3 separate regions of the Homo sapiens genome follow, and regions 2 and 3 are each linked to region 1. The links are chromatin contacts, found by Hi-C or POLR2A ChIA-PET in ENCODE. All regions are on one chromosome and are shown on one strand. Each heading gives the region's core, a stretch centred on a gene start or an enhancer-like site at or near the end of the contact. The rest is flanking DNA. Distances are from core to core; before and after follow the strand shown. Region 1 holds the start of CCDC174 (coiled-coil domain containing 174). Region 2 holds the start of NUP210 (nucleoporin 210). Region 3 holds the start of ANKRD28 (ankyrin repeat domain 28).

What was found. Hi-C counts contacts between places; a loop is a spot of excess contacts on that map. ChIA-PET counts read pairs that join two places held with the same protein, here RNA polymerase II (POLR2A). Pooled maps may share reads with other maps.
Region 2: a loop to region 1 is called in a pooled map, with 7 times the contacts of the local background. The contact joins the promoter of NUP210 here to the promoter of CCDC174 in region 1. A Hi-C loop is called at or near these places in 1 of 37 single-sample maps with no recorded cell type and 9 of 50 pooled maps. POLR2A ChIA-PET finds 5 or more read pairs at or near these places in 1 of 52 experiments (activated T-cell).
Region 3: a loop to region 1 is called in a pooled map, with 12 times the contacts of the local background. The contact joins the promoter of ANKRD28 here to the promoter of CCDC174 in region 1. A Hi-C loop is called at or near these places in 5 of 50 pooled maps.

Annotation. Positions count from the first base shown.
Region 1 is chr3:14,649,789-14,654,257 of GRCh38, reverse strand. It overlaps CCDC174 (coiled-coil domain containing 174), which reads right to left and starts at 2,496. Exons shown (of 11, transcript NM_016474.5): 1 at 2,380-2,496. The coding sequence starts at 2,421. It overlaps LOC124909347 (a long non-coding RNA gene), which reads left to right and starts at 2,137. Exons shown (of 2, transcript XR_007095826.1): 1 at 2,137-2,589; 2 at 3,032-4,469. RefSeq lists enhancers at 2,184-2,253, 2,394-2,793, 2,297-2,955.
Region 2 is chr3:13,418,505-13,422,973 of GRCh38, reverse strand. NUP210 (nucleoporin 210) reads left to right here and starts at 2,652. Exons shown (of 40, transcript NM_024923.4): 1 at 2,652-2,914. The coding sequence starts at 2,748. RefSeq lists silencers at 2,418-2,817, 2,868-3,437.
Region 3 is chr3:15,795,738-15,800,206 of GRCh38, reverse strand. It overlaps ANKRD28 (ankyrin repeat domain 28), which reads left to right and starts at 2,228. Exons shown (of 28, transcript NM_001349278.2): 1 at 2,228-3,802. The coding sequence starts at 3,686.

The sequences.
Region 1 (4,469 bases), core at 1,247-3,746:
CAAATTAAGCTAAGTCATGTTTCATTCTACCTCTGCTGCAAATGCATTTTTACTCTGACTTTCAACACTCGAGGCTTTCCTTAGGCAAGGAGAAAGTGATAAAGCAAAATAAATTAATAAAGTCTGCATCTTTTAGTTTCAGATTAAACTTGCATTATTAAGCACCTTCTCTCTGACTAGCACTGCACTCATTTCATCATCACAACTTATTTCTACAGTGAAATGCTGTAGAAATAACGCTGAAGAGCAGAACATAAACATGAATTAGACATACTCTCTGCCTCAAAGAGCCTACAATGTAACAAGGAAAGTAATTTATACTACCAACAAAATAAAACAAATGACTCTAGAGTGGAAGAAAGTAGCACATAAGTTCAGATAACAGAGCATTTCCTTCTGAGCAGAGTGATCAGAGAAAGCTTAGAGCAGAGCCTTTAAAGACACATTATTTCAACAGCTAGAAATAAAATAGACTGGGTGAATTATAACAGCTCCACGTTTGACTTAATCCATTTCAAAAACCGTAAGCTTGGCTGAATCACACGGTTCAAGAACAGGAAAGAAGGCCAAGGCATAGGGAGTGGGGCAGTTGGGTGAATATTAGTACCTTTCCCTCAGCTACATTAATTACCCCTGCCTACTCTGCAAAAAAGGATATAACAACAGTTTCCTTTTTAATGGTCCAGGTACAGCTGCTTATATGGATGGGCATTTGTAAATCAGATACTTCATCACTGTCTTAATCATCAGATACTTAAAAAAATCACTTTATTTGTTAAGGAAGATAAAAATGGCTGGGTTCAATTTCCGTTTTGGAAGAAATCGATTTAAAAGGTAACCATTTAATAATGCAAAGGGCAGTTTCACTGCAGACCCTAATACTGGAAATTTTTAAAAACAAATGAAAAACTTCTACTTTTTCTTCTAAGCTTACTTAACCACACCAAATTTTCCAGCCACATATCTTCCTAGTCTACAACTGCCTTTAACTTTAAGAGATGCTCAAAAAAATGTAAATTCTCAAATAGCATTCTTATTACAATTACTGCTAACCTGTCAGTATAGGTTGGCTTTAATATTTATAGCTTTCTGGTTCCTGATCTTCAAACAAAATAATAACTGGTACCAATTTTAACCAATAATAGTTACCAATAATAACTAGTACTCAAATATTGGGACACCTATATGTTTTCCTTCCTACTCACTTTGTGTCCTAATACTCTGAAGTAAATTCAAGATTAAATCAAAGGTTGGGCAATTTGCTCTGATGATGAAAAGGCAGCAGCTTTGGAGTCAAGTAGAGTGAGTGAGAAAGGGTCTATCACTAAGATTTCTTCCCCCCGCCCCCCGCCCCTTAGACGGAGTTTCGCTCTTGTTGCCCAGGTTGGAGTGCAATTGCGCGATCTCGGCTCACCGCAACCTCCGCCTCCCCGGTTCAAGCGATTCTCCTGCCTCAGCTTCCCGAGTAGCTGGGATTACAGGCGTGCACCACCACGCCCGGCTAATTTTTTTATTTTTAGTAGAGACGGGGTTTCTCCATGTTGGTCAGACTGGTCTCAAACTCCCGACCTCAGGTGATCTGCCCGCCTCAGCCTCCCAAAGTGTTGGGATTACAGGCGTGAGTCACCGCGCCCGGCTATCACTAAGATTTCTGTCTGTAAGCTGGGGAAAGCTACTTCATCTTTCCAGGCCTCAATTTCATCATCCATAAAACGGAGATATTAATAGCACCTACCTCCTAAAGCCATTGGGAGGATTCAATGAGATAGTGCATATAAAGTGCTGGCACAAAATGTGTACTTAGAACAAGTTTTCTTTCTAGAGTAGCTGATGTAATAAATCTGCTTACATCCTTTCAGACCTCACAACTCCCTATGCCTGCATTAACAACTGTTTAGTTCCAGGGAGGGCACGCTGGACACTTTCGGGTCCTGCGAAATATGTCACACTCTAAAGTTCTGGGAGGACTTTGTGGGTCCCTGGATGGAGGAGAAACCAGGAAGAGGATATGTCTGCATAGCAAAAAGAAGCTAGGGTTCCTCCTGACTGTAAGGGAGAAGGCTGACGAGGTGCAGGTCCTTGTGGGCAGGGCAGAGGTGAGGCACGGAGTTTCCTAACCCACGGGACACCAGGTTCAGATCCGTGTCCGAGGGTTCTGGCCCGGGCGCATGTCAGAGGAGAGTAGCCCAATTCAGGGTCCTGTAAGAAAACTGAACCGGATCCCCGCCGGAGAAGAAAATCCAGTTCGGGGGTTCCTGTTTGAGGGGAGAGGTCAGGTCTCTGGGTCCCCGAGTGAAGAAACAAGCTAGGTCGACATTCTTGTCTGATGGAGACACGGTGAACCCGGAGCCCGTGGAGTTACCTCATACCCTCACTCACCGAGGAGGCCGTGACGTCCAAAGGCTTTTTCCTACGGTCCATGGTCGTGGCAGAGGGTCCCGGTCCAGGAAGGACCCTTTCTACCCGACACAGGCCTCGTAAGCCTACCTCCGTCGCAACCGGAAGTGTCTTCGACAGCGACACTGAGTTTGCGTGAGTTTGCGACGCGAGTTTGTCAGCTCAGCGCCATCTTGAGAAGGTCAGAGTGTGGTGCGTATTACGTTCACCATCATTTTGGAAAGGTCATAGAGTGCGGAGGTTGACGCTAACTGCTAAGGTCATCTTGAGGGCGGAAGGTAACAAGGATTGGTGTGGGCGCCATCTTGAGAAGGGCGGAATAAAGCTTTTGATTGCGATGGACGCCATATTGGGTGGGGCGGATGTGGGGTTGGCGACAAAGATAACGCCATCTTGGGGAAGGCTGACGCTTAAGTAAGTGAACTCGAGCGTCTCGGGAAAGGTGGATTGGGAGGACCGGAAGAATCTTAACTGCAATTCCAGGACCTGCTGCCTGGCACTTTTCACACGTTAAATAGTTGGTTCTTAAAAGAGCGTACGAGATAAGGATTATTATATTAATCTTAGTAGAAATAACAAGAATAATAGCTAACATTAATGTAGTGCTTATTATGGGCCACTTTACATATTTCAGCTCTTAAGAACGTGAACTCCTGGGCCGGGCGCGGTGGCTCACGCCTGTAATCCCAGCACTTTGGGAGGCTGAGGCGGGTGGATCAGGAGGTCAGGAGTTTGAGACCAGCCTGACCAACATGGTGAAACCCCGTCTCTGCTGAAAATACAAGAAAAAAAAAAAATTAGCCGAGCGTGGTGGTGCGCGCCTGTATTCCCAGCTACTCAGGAGGCTGAGGCAGAAGAATCGCTTGAACCTGGGAGGTGGAGGTTGCAGTGAGTCGAGATCAAAAAAAAAAAAAACAAAGAACACGTGAACTCGAAAGCTGACTTTCTGGGTTGGAATCGCTCTTCACGGCTTACTGCTTGTGTGACCTTGGGCAAGTTACTTAACTTCCGTGTGCCTCAGTTTCCAAAGGGGGATATAATTTTATTTACCTAATGGGTCTTAGTGAGGATTAGATGAGTTAAATGAGCTAGTCTTGATAAAAATGTTAATGATTATGGTAGACAGACCAATCACCCTCACCCCGACTCCCAGATGTCTACCTTCTAATCCCCAGAATCTGGGTATATGGTGACCTTTATATAGCAAAAGAGAATTGGCAGAGATGATGAAATTAAAGCGATTGAGATGGGGAGCTAGCCTGGATTGTGCAGGTGGGTCCCCTATCATCAAAACCATCCTTATAAGGGGTAGACAGGATGGCCAGAGTCAGACAGAGATCAGAGATGCTTTGAAGAGGGAGAGTGGGACCACATGCCTAGGTATGCAGGAGGCCGCTAGAAAAAGCAAAGAAATGAGCCCTCCTCCAGAGTCTCCAGAAGGAATGCAGCATTGCTGACACGGTGATTTTAGTCTTGTAACACTCATCTCAAACTTCTGACTTCCAGAACTCTACCAGAATACGTTTGTGTTGTTTTAAGCCACCAAACTTGTGGCAATTTGTTACAGCAGCAAGACGAAAGTGATCATAATGATTGTAACAGTGGCATTTAGTATATGTGGGGCATGTGTATGACTCTTTGCATAGATTATATTATATAATCCTTGCAAGAATCCTAGAAGCGGACCTATTATCCACCATATTAGAGAGAAGAAAAATGAGACTCATCACATCCTCATCTCATCTGTCTTTATGGAGAAAATGGGAAAAGGGAAAAGGAGAGGGGAATTGAGGCAGTTGACTGTGTTCAGTCTTATTTATTTATTTTCATTTGTTTATTTCTCCAAGTCCGCCAGTCTCTGAAATTAGAACAGTAAGCAATATGAGATAATCGGGCCTAATAATGTTGTGATTCTCTTTTCTTAATGGAGTGGAATGTTCTGTCCCCACAAGAAGGATTATACCTTATAGACTTGTCTTGTTCAGATTCTGTATTTACCCATTTTACTGAAACACATACTAAATTCCATGTGTTTTTGTTACAAATCTTCTGAAAGAAAATGTGAAACATTA
Region 2 (4,469 bases), core at 1,403-3,902, 1.2 Mb after region 1:
GTTTCTTGTTGCACATGCTGTAGTGCAGTGGCTTGATCCCAGCTCACTGCAACCTCCACCTCCCAGGTTCAAGTGATTCTCCTGCCTCAGCCTCCCCAGTAGCTGGGATTACAGATGCATGCCACCATGTCTGGCGACTTTTTGTATTTTTAGTAGAGATAGGGTTTTGCCATGTTGGCCAGGCTGGTCTCAAACTCCTGACCTCAGGTGATCTGCCCACCTTGGCCTCCCAAAGTGCTGGGATTACAGGTGACAGCCACCGCACCCGGCCCATTTTGTTGTCTTCCATGGATTGTTTTCTGCTGGGAAAATTTCCTGATTGCCTTAAATCACCTGAAACGTAGTTGTTTAGCAAGCTGTGTCCACTCAGATGTGTTTTGCTGGGCCTGTTTGTATGATTCTTTTTTTGAGATAATTGTAGATTACATGCAGTTGTAACAAATAACAAGAGAGATGCTATAATATGTGCCCTTTACCCCGTTTCCACTAGTAGACATCTTGCAAAACTATGGGATAATATCACAACCAGGAAATGGACATTGATACAGTCAAGCCACCAAGCACTTCCATCCCAGGGACTCCTCATGTTGACCTTTTATAGCCACATCACTTCCTATGCCACGCCGCCCCTGACCCCACAATCACTCACCTGCTCTATACTTCTATAATTTTGCCAACTCAATAATCTTGTATAAAAGCAAGTTTACAGTATGTAACCTTTTGTGCTTTTGTAGTGTTTGTTTTCCAGTCCGTATAATTCCCTGGAGCTTCATCCAAGATGGATGTATTAGCAGTTCATTTCTTTTTTTGCTGAATAATATTCCATGGCATAGATGTGCCACAGTATTTAATCATCACCCATGAAGGACCTCTGTGCTGTTTCCAGTTTGGGCCTATTTGATAAAGCTGCTATGAATGTTTTATGTACAGGTGATTGTGGGAACATCACTTTTCATTTCTCTAGGATATATGTCCAAGAGTGAGATTTACCTGCCTCGCAAGACATATGTATATGTATGTATATGTGCCATATTTCATATATACATATGTGTGTGCATGTATGTGTATGTGTGTGCATGTGTGCCATGTTTTATATATATATATGCTTGTTTATGCATAAAATTTCTCTGGATGTATACTCAAGTGGGAAACACTCATTGCCTGTAGGGAAGGGTATTGGGTGATGGGGAGGGAGAGGAATCACTTTCACTTGGAACCCTTTTGAGCCTAAGTTTCAACCATCTGTCTGGATTACCTGTTGGAAAACAAATCAATCTTGTGCAACCCAGAAGACACCCACAGACTTCCTCACAAATACCCTCTGAGGCTGCCTTTTCCGCGCAAGTCTGTTTTTTGTTTCTTCAAAGGGAGCCCGTTGGAATTCCCCTCCCAGAGCACCTGGTTCCACACAGGGCCGACCCTCACCCCCTTAGTTCTGGTTATCTCCAGAGATTTCCCCCAACACACACATTCCCTGGTCTAGGGCCCTCAGGCTTCGAGGGTGACCCCAAACACCCCGCATCACCATCCAAAAGCCCCATGATCCCTGAGGGGCAGGCTCAGCCTATGCGGGCCTCGCTGAAGCCCAGTGCGGTGTCTATGCCCAACCCAGGGGCCGCCGCCTCCAAAAAGCCTTCCTAGCCTTACTGACATTTATCCTCTCCTTCCTGGTCACCCAGTGGCATCGTTGTGTGTCTTCCTGGTTACAGTCAGCATCCACTTCCTGCACTCCTCAGACAGCCGGCCAGTGCACCCTCACCCCACCCTTTCCTGACCTCCCGCTAGGCTGGGCCTTCTCTGCAAGGCTAGATTCATATTTTAGCGGCACCAAGCAGTCAGGTGCCTGCTGACGCATGCCTTCATGCAATTCACGACAGACAGCTAAAAGCCACAGAGCACAGCGCGGAATCTAAGGCCTTCCATTGGTGTGCAGGTGGATTCCGCGGTGCTAAACTTTCTTTTGTGGGTGTGGGGGCCGTGGAGGGGGTTGTGCTCTGGCAGCGTTGGCGCCCTAAATGACCTATAGGTAACCTCTAATGGCTTCCGCAGGGGGTGCAGTGCGGAGGACAAGAGCTTGGGGCTCTCTGGCTGAGTGATCTGGGGGCCATTCAACCGGTTTTTTCCTGGAGAAATGGGAATCTTAAGGCCTCTCTGGAAAGGGTGTGAGGGGGTCGAGGGGGAGCGGGCCCCGGGCCTTCAGCGCTTCAGCAGGTGGCTTCCCTTTGCGAGCCCGGGGTCCCTCTTCTGGGAAGCATGGGCTGGGACAAGGCAGGCGCCGGTTTTCTGCATCCCAAATGTCCTGGGGCATGTGTCCCTTCCTTGCTGACCGTGGGTCCGGGCCAGAGCGCAAGGTCCAAAGCCGGCGGCTTGGCTCCACCGCCAGGGGCAAATACCAGGGCGGGATGCGTGCTGCGGGGCGCCCCGGGGGCTCCCCCTTGGGACTTCTAGGGTCCAGGGGTCCCCGCGGGCGCGCCCCAAGCCTTCTCCCTCAGCTCCGGGGGCCCGGGCGCGCGCCCATCCCCCAGCCCCGCGTCCCTGCGCGAGGGCCGGGCTGGGGGTGGGGTCGCCGCGAGCTCGGCCCCCAGAGTTCCCGCGCTCAGGCCCAGGAAGCGGCGGCCGCCGACGGCCCTCGCCCCGCCCCCGCGCTCATCACCTGCTGGCCTGGCGCGCGCGCGGGCGGGAGCGGAGGGCAACGGGGCGGCGCGGGCGGCCGGGCGCAGGGTCGCGGGAGGTGACGCGCGGCGAGGATGGCGGCGCGGGGCCGGGGGCTGCTGCTGCTGACGCTGTCGGTGCTGTTGGCGGCGGGCCCCTCCGCCGCTGCGGCCAAGCTCAACATCCCCAAAGTGCTGCTGCCCTTCACGCGGGCCACGCGCGTTAACTTCACGCTGGAGGCCTCGGAGGGCTGCTACCGCTGGTGAGGCGCGCGGCCGGGCCGGGCGGGCGCCGTGGGCCGGGCTGGGCCTTCGCGCTGAGAGGCTGGGCGGGCGCCGGGAGGCCGGCAGAGCCGGCAGGTGCGCGGCGCGCTCTCGCTGGGCGCTAGGCTGCAGCACTCGGAGCGGCGGGTGCGCGTGGGTCGCCACCACTGCTCATGTCATGGCGCCGTCCGGGCCTCCGCGCCGCTGAGGCGCGAGCAGAGCGGGCGCAGCCTGGCGGCCGTGACCCGCGTGTTCTGGGTTGTGCGGGAGGAGGGGTGGCCTGGGGAGCGGCGTCTGGGACCGCAGGGCCCAAGCCGGCCGGGCCCGAGCCGGCCTGACCCGGGAGGGGGCGCCGGGGCAGCTGGGCCGCACTTCCCTTGAGTCTGGGACCCCAGCTCGGGTTTGTCTGTGACCGCCCTCGCCCTGGCGTGGGAAGTGAGTCTGTGAAACGAAGCGCAGCGCCTAGCGTCGCGGGGAGGAACGGAGACCCTGGAGGAAAGGAGTTTTGGAGGGAAGCCCAGGGGCCGCTTTACAGAGGCGAAGTGAGACGAGGCAGGCCGGCGCTTCCCCTCAGGCTGCCTCGGCGCGGGTCCTGATGCTCAGGGCATTTCCATCACCCTCCCTCTCGGGTTGGGAGTTCTCCAAGGGGTCGGATGCGGAGTGTGACCCTGTGGAACCACAGGGACCCATGAAACCAGAGACCGACACTGACAGGGCGGTGCAGTCCAGCCCTTCCATTTTGCAGACCAGGGGAAATGGAGCTCCTGCCCCTGGCAAGGCTGCGTGGGCACGACTGAGCGCCCTTAGCTTCCCAGCCCAGCCGTCCTAGGGGTGAAAAGATGGGCTTCCGCCCTTCCCACCCCCAGGATGCTCAGTAGTTGCTCCCTTTATTTCTGTTTCAAGACTGGGTCAAGGTTGAGGCAGAACGGGGTGTGACCACGTGACAGCCATGTGTGTAAGCCTGGACATGTGTGTGTCAAGCCTGTTTGAGTATTAGTCTGTGCGTGTATGTAAGTGTGATGCCCGAAGCTCAGACCAGCCAGCTTTCTCTGTTGCTTGCACTATTTGCCCTATTTCTTTCTTTCTTTTTTTTTTTTTTTTTTTTTTTTTGAGACGGAGTTTTGCTTTGTCGTCCATGCTGACGTGCAGTGGTGCGATTTCGGCTCACTGCAACCTCCACCTCCCGGGTTCAAGCGATTCTCCCGCCTCGTAGCTGGGATTACAGGTGCAGGCCACCTGGCTAATTTTGTTTGTTTGTTTGTTTGTTTTTAGAGTGCACTCCAGCCCTTGTTGCCCAGGCTGGAGTGCAATGGCGCGATCTCTGTCCACTGCAACTTCCGCCTCCCCGGTTCAAGCGATTCTCCTGCCTCAGCCTCCCGAGTAGCTGGGATTACAGGCGCCCGCCACAACACCCAGCTAGTTTTTTGCATTTTAGTAGAGACGGGGTTTCACTATGTTGGCCAGGCTGGTCTCAAACTCTGGATTCACTGTGTTGGCCAGGCTGGTCTTGAACTCCTCAAGACCAAGGAGAACTCCTCAAGCGATCCACCTGCC
Region 3 (4,469 bases), core at 979-3,478, 1.1 Mb before region 1:
TTTCTTATATAAGTGTCAAGAAATTTAGGCTTAGGGAATTTAAGTGGTTTGTCCAAGGACACAGCTAGGAAATGATGGAAGCAGAATTGAACTTCAGGTGGGCTGACTCCTGAGCCCTTAGTTTTAACCATCACCCCATACCTTTGTTTTATATCCTGTCAACTTCTGAAATTTTAATTGTTCACTTATTAGAGATATGAAACTCACTTTGTTGCACCTTAATGCCACCTATATTTTCTGGTTAAAATATATGTATACCAACACACCCCCACTATTCTTGTTTATAAATCTCCACCCTTCCAGAGTCTCGTGACGACAGAATTCATTTCAATGAAATTATTTATAGGTGGAAGAAAGTGGAAGGAGACAATATGTATGAACACAGTCCCTACCTTCAAGGAGTTTGTTTTCTGGTTGGGAAAGACCTAAGTGTGGAGGTTGACTTAGAACAAGAAACAGGATGTACCTGCTTAAGTCTAAGTAGGTGAACTTAGGTACTAGATACTTTGGAACAAGTTAAGATTGTTAAGATAAAAAGAGATTTTGCTTTGTGGGCTTGGGAACCCTGAAGATGAAATATAGGATATTGTTACTATAGTTGTTTCACTTTCAGATATTTCAAATATTAAGATTTTTTGATTCAGCTATGTGGAGATGGATAACATAATTGATGTATGTTCAATATTTACATACCTTTAATTTGGCATAAAAGTATTTTATATATTTTAAAATATAACTAATGAATTGTTAGCATGTTTTAATTGGTACAAATATGTTAGAGTTATTGCTTCTTCCATAGATTGATACATTTTATAGCTTTCAATGGTTCTTGTTTTAAATTCTGACATTCTTATATTTGTATCATGCTGGGATTTTTTGTTTTTTTTTTCCTTTTTATGGTTTTAAGACTTGCTTTGAAGTACCCATTTAAAAATAACTCGTTTTAGAATATAGCAATAAATAGTATATTCCTTTGTTACCTAAACTTTTCACAACCTTTATAGGTTACCTGTTTGTTAAGATCACTTTTATAAGCTAGTATTACAGGTTGCAAAGATCTGGAGATGAGTGGAGAGAAGAGAGTGTGTCTGTATGTGTGTGTACTCAGTGATAGCAGAATAGATTAGAAAGAGTATGTGTTTAAAATAACACACAACTTTATTAATTTATACAACTTTGGGTAAAATACATCATTTCTGAGTCTGTTTTTCCCTCTATAATGGGAATACAGCAAGGTTATTGTATTAAATGAGAATGTACAGCACATAGCATATCACAGATGTTCAAAAGTAACTATTATGTTTATTATTGTTTATTAATAAAAATGCTAGTTAATATGAAGAACACAGATTGAAGGGGGACCATGGTATTTTCTTTGTAAGTTTTCTCTTGAGAAATATCCCCCATGTTGGGTAAACAGAGAAAGAAGAAAAAAAACGATGAAATGATTGGCTTTGACATTTATTTATGGCTTTGGGAAATTTATAGGGAGGGAGATTATTTGTATTACCCTGTGCCCTTTTGACATAGGTAATTCAGGACGAAGGACATTTTTTTTTTCATGTACCTCTTTAACAGATTTTTAAGGCTTTATTCCCTATCCAAATGGGAAGGTAGGATTATTTTATTTCTTCAGTGAAAAATCAAATGATTTATATAATTTTAGAGTTAGGATTTCTACATTATGAAATTTTTGCTTTTCCCTTTAAAATATGAATCAATGATTGATTAAATTCACCAATTTAGAAATTGTTAGACAATCTTAAATTTCATTTGTTTAAGCTTTGCATTCTAGAAAATAAAATACACCTGGCAGATTAAAACTGATCTTGGTAAAAATATGAATAAAACAATTTCATGGTTTTTATAATCTAATAAAATATTTCTCCATCTTTAAACCTTTTTTATGAGTCCATTGCAGGCATATTCTTACTGCAACTGTCATTATAGGGTTAAACATTTGCTTTATTGTAACACACGAAAGCAGTTAAGCCGTTTGGAATTGTTTACTTGCTAAAACCACTGTTAGTCAGCAGAGGCAGTACACCAGATTTCCTTGTGGCTTTTAGTGGAAAATGTTAAAAGCGCACTCATTTTTCAGTTATAGAATTTTTTAGTTTGATTTGGATTAGTCACAGAACTGGCATGAACCTTCTAATTGTGAAGGCTGTCCAAATGCACTATTTTTTTCTCCTGCTAGAGGAAGTTACATCCCGAGAAGTAGCTCAGATCTCTGGTAAGTGTAACATGTGAGCATTACTAGGCATTTCATCCTGTGGGTCTGCAGTCTTTGCTCTTCAGACTGTTGCTCCGTTGGAATGCTTCTGTGGGACTGATACTGAGGTTCTATAGATATTTTTTAAGGACCTACTCATTTGGGGATGTCAGTGGTGTTTTGCAAGATCATCTGAGGAACAGGAAAGCATTTGAAATCTGAAAAGGATAACTGTGGCGGTTTTCACAGTGGAAGGAAACTATATTGGCAAAGAGGCAGATGACTGAATAAAGTAGTTGGCTCAAAGAAGATGCACAGTCTGCTATTTTTTTCTCTGAATGAAGACTGTTTAATGGAAGCTGTATTCATGTGGAGATCAAAGGAAACACTGGAATGATACACTACTATGTTTTTCCCCCCCCTTTTTTTTTTTAAAGAAAACAAAAAGCCTGAAGCAGTAATTTGAGCTCAAATGCCTTCTAATTCCTTCACAGCCTGCTTGTTCTACTAGGATTCTCCACTAACACCATTTCTGCCTGGTGCCTGTGCCCTTTTGCTGGAGCAGCCACAGACAACTGCCTGATGGAGAAAGAATGAACGCTCTGCCTTGCTTATGCTATCGATGGGAATAAAGCTAACTGTGTTTCTTCTATTATATGGGAAACCTGGATTAATCAAGCTGTATTCTAGTACCAAGAGTCGTATTGTCTCTTGTGGTCTGACTCATCACATGTAAACGTACTGCAGCTTTGCTATTAATGCAGAGTGGTTTTTTTTTTTTTGTTTTTGTTTTTTGCCCCTTTCCCAAACACTGAAAGAATTGTTAACCTCTGAGCTTCATTTTCAGGATTTGTGCTGAGCTCTAGATCTTTTTTCTGTGAATAGTATCTGCATTAAACCAGTGATGAAGAAATGAAGACAAATTAGAAGTGGAAACAGAATAGTGAGATTTTATTTTTTATTTTCAATTATAAGCAAAACAGCTACTGGTAACTATATGACCTTGCAGGCAAGAGTGGGTATCGCTGTGATCATCTCTGTCACAGCAGTTGTTTCTCATTTCATTCTATATTGTGTGGTGTTGTGTCACCAAAAACAATGATTGTTTTGTGCAAGTAAATTTCAGAGATAGAGCAATAAGACTATTTTGGTAGAGGAAAAATATTTTTAAATGAGCTTGGACTCAGTTTTAGTTATTGACATGTTGGTGTGAAATTTCTTCTTAAGTATTGCAGTAATCCAACAGAAATAATAGAATTTCGTTATATTTAGGAAGTTACAAATTATGTAGTCATAATTTTAAACTTGTTTTTCCAGTAGTACTTATTAACTTTAAAAAAAAAAAAAACCCAGCTGTGCTGTTCAGAGAATGTTTGTAAGTGTTGTACAGAAGAGGAGGAAAAACTACTTGTGCTCTTCCAACTGTGACTTTTATCACATAGCTTGGAATTTAGTGTTTTAAAAGATCGAATGAGTCGAGTGTGTATTGTTGTTTTGGAGGAGGTAGAAGATGAATCTCCTGCATTCATTTCTAAATTGCCACAGGAAAATAAATCCCTACATTCTCCACCTTCTGGAAATGTATTGGTAAGATATGTAAGTTTATATGTTTACTATATTCTACTGAACTAGTAGTATAAATCTTGTTTTTTAAGAATAGATGTAAATTTCCAATAGTTTCTTTACAAACCCAAATTAAAGCAATACGTGTGTAGATATGATGCAGTATTTTTGTATAAAATGCACATTTTTCGTTTTTACTTTTTTGAATGCTGAGATAACATTTCAGTCTTTACTATGTCTTAATCTCTTTAAAAGACTGTTTAAAAATAATTTGAGAATTAGTAGTTATGGCAACCACGTTTCTGTTTTCATTTTGTGGTTTCAGAAACTGATGTAACAAGAATCAGGAACTCTGCATATTTTAGGAAAGGTTGACTACCCCCAGCAACACTAAGGCATGGCCTTTTCTGTAATGAATTTTATGTATTTACATATAAGACTTTATATGAGATTCAGTCTTCATCTTTAACCTTGGTTTTAGTGCTACTGTCAGCTGGCTCCTTGACTAGTATAGTATACCTTATCAAGAGGCTGTATCGTTGATTAAGAAATTATTATATTTAGTTATGCATGTGTTTGTCTTTTCAAGTTATTTAAGTATCCAGTATTTTTTGGTCTTTGATTAGTGGCTATTTTCATCAACTGCCAGGTTTGCTTTCTTGGGATTTGTATCTTTATACATGTAATGCTA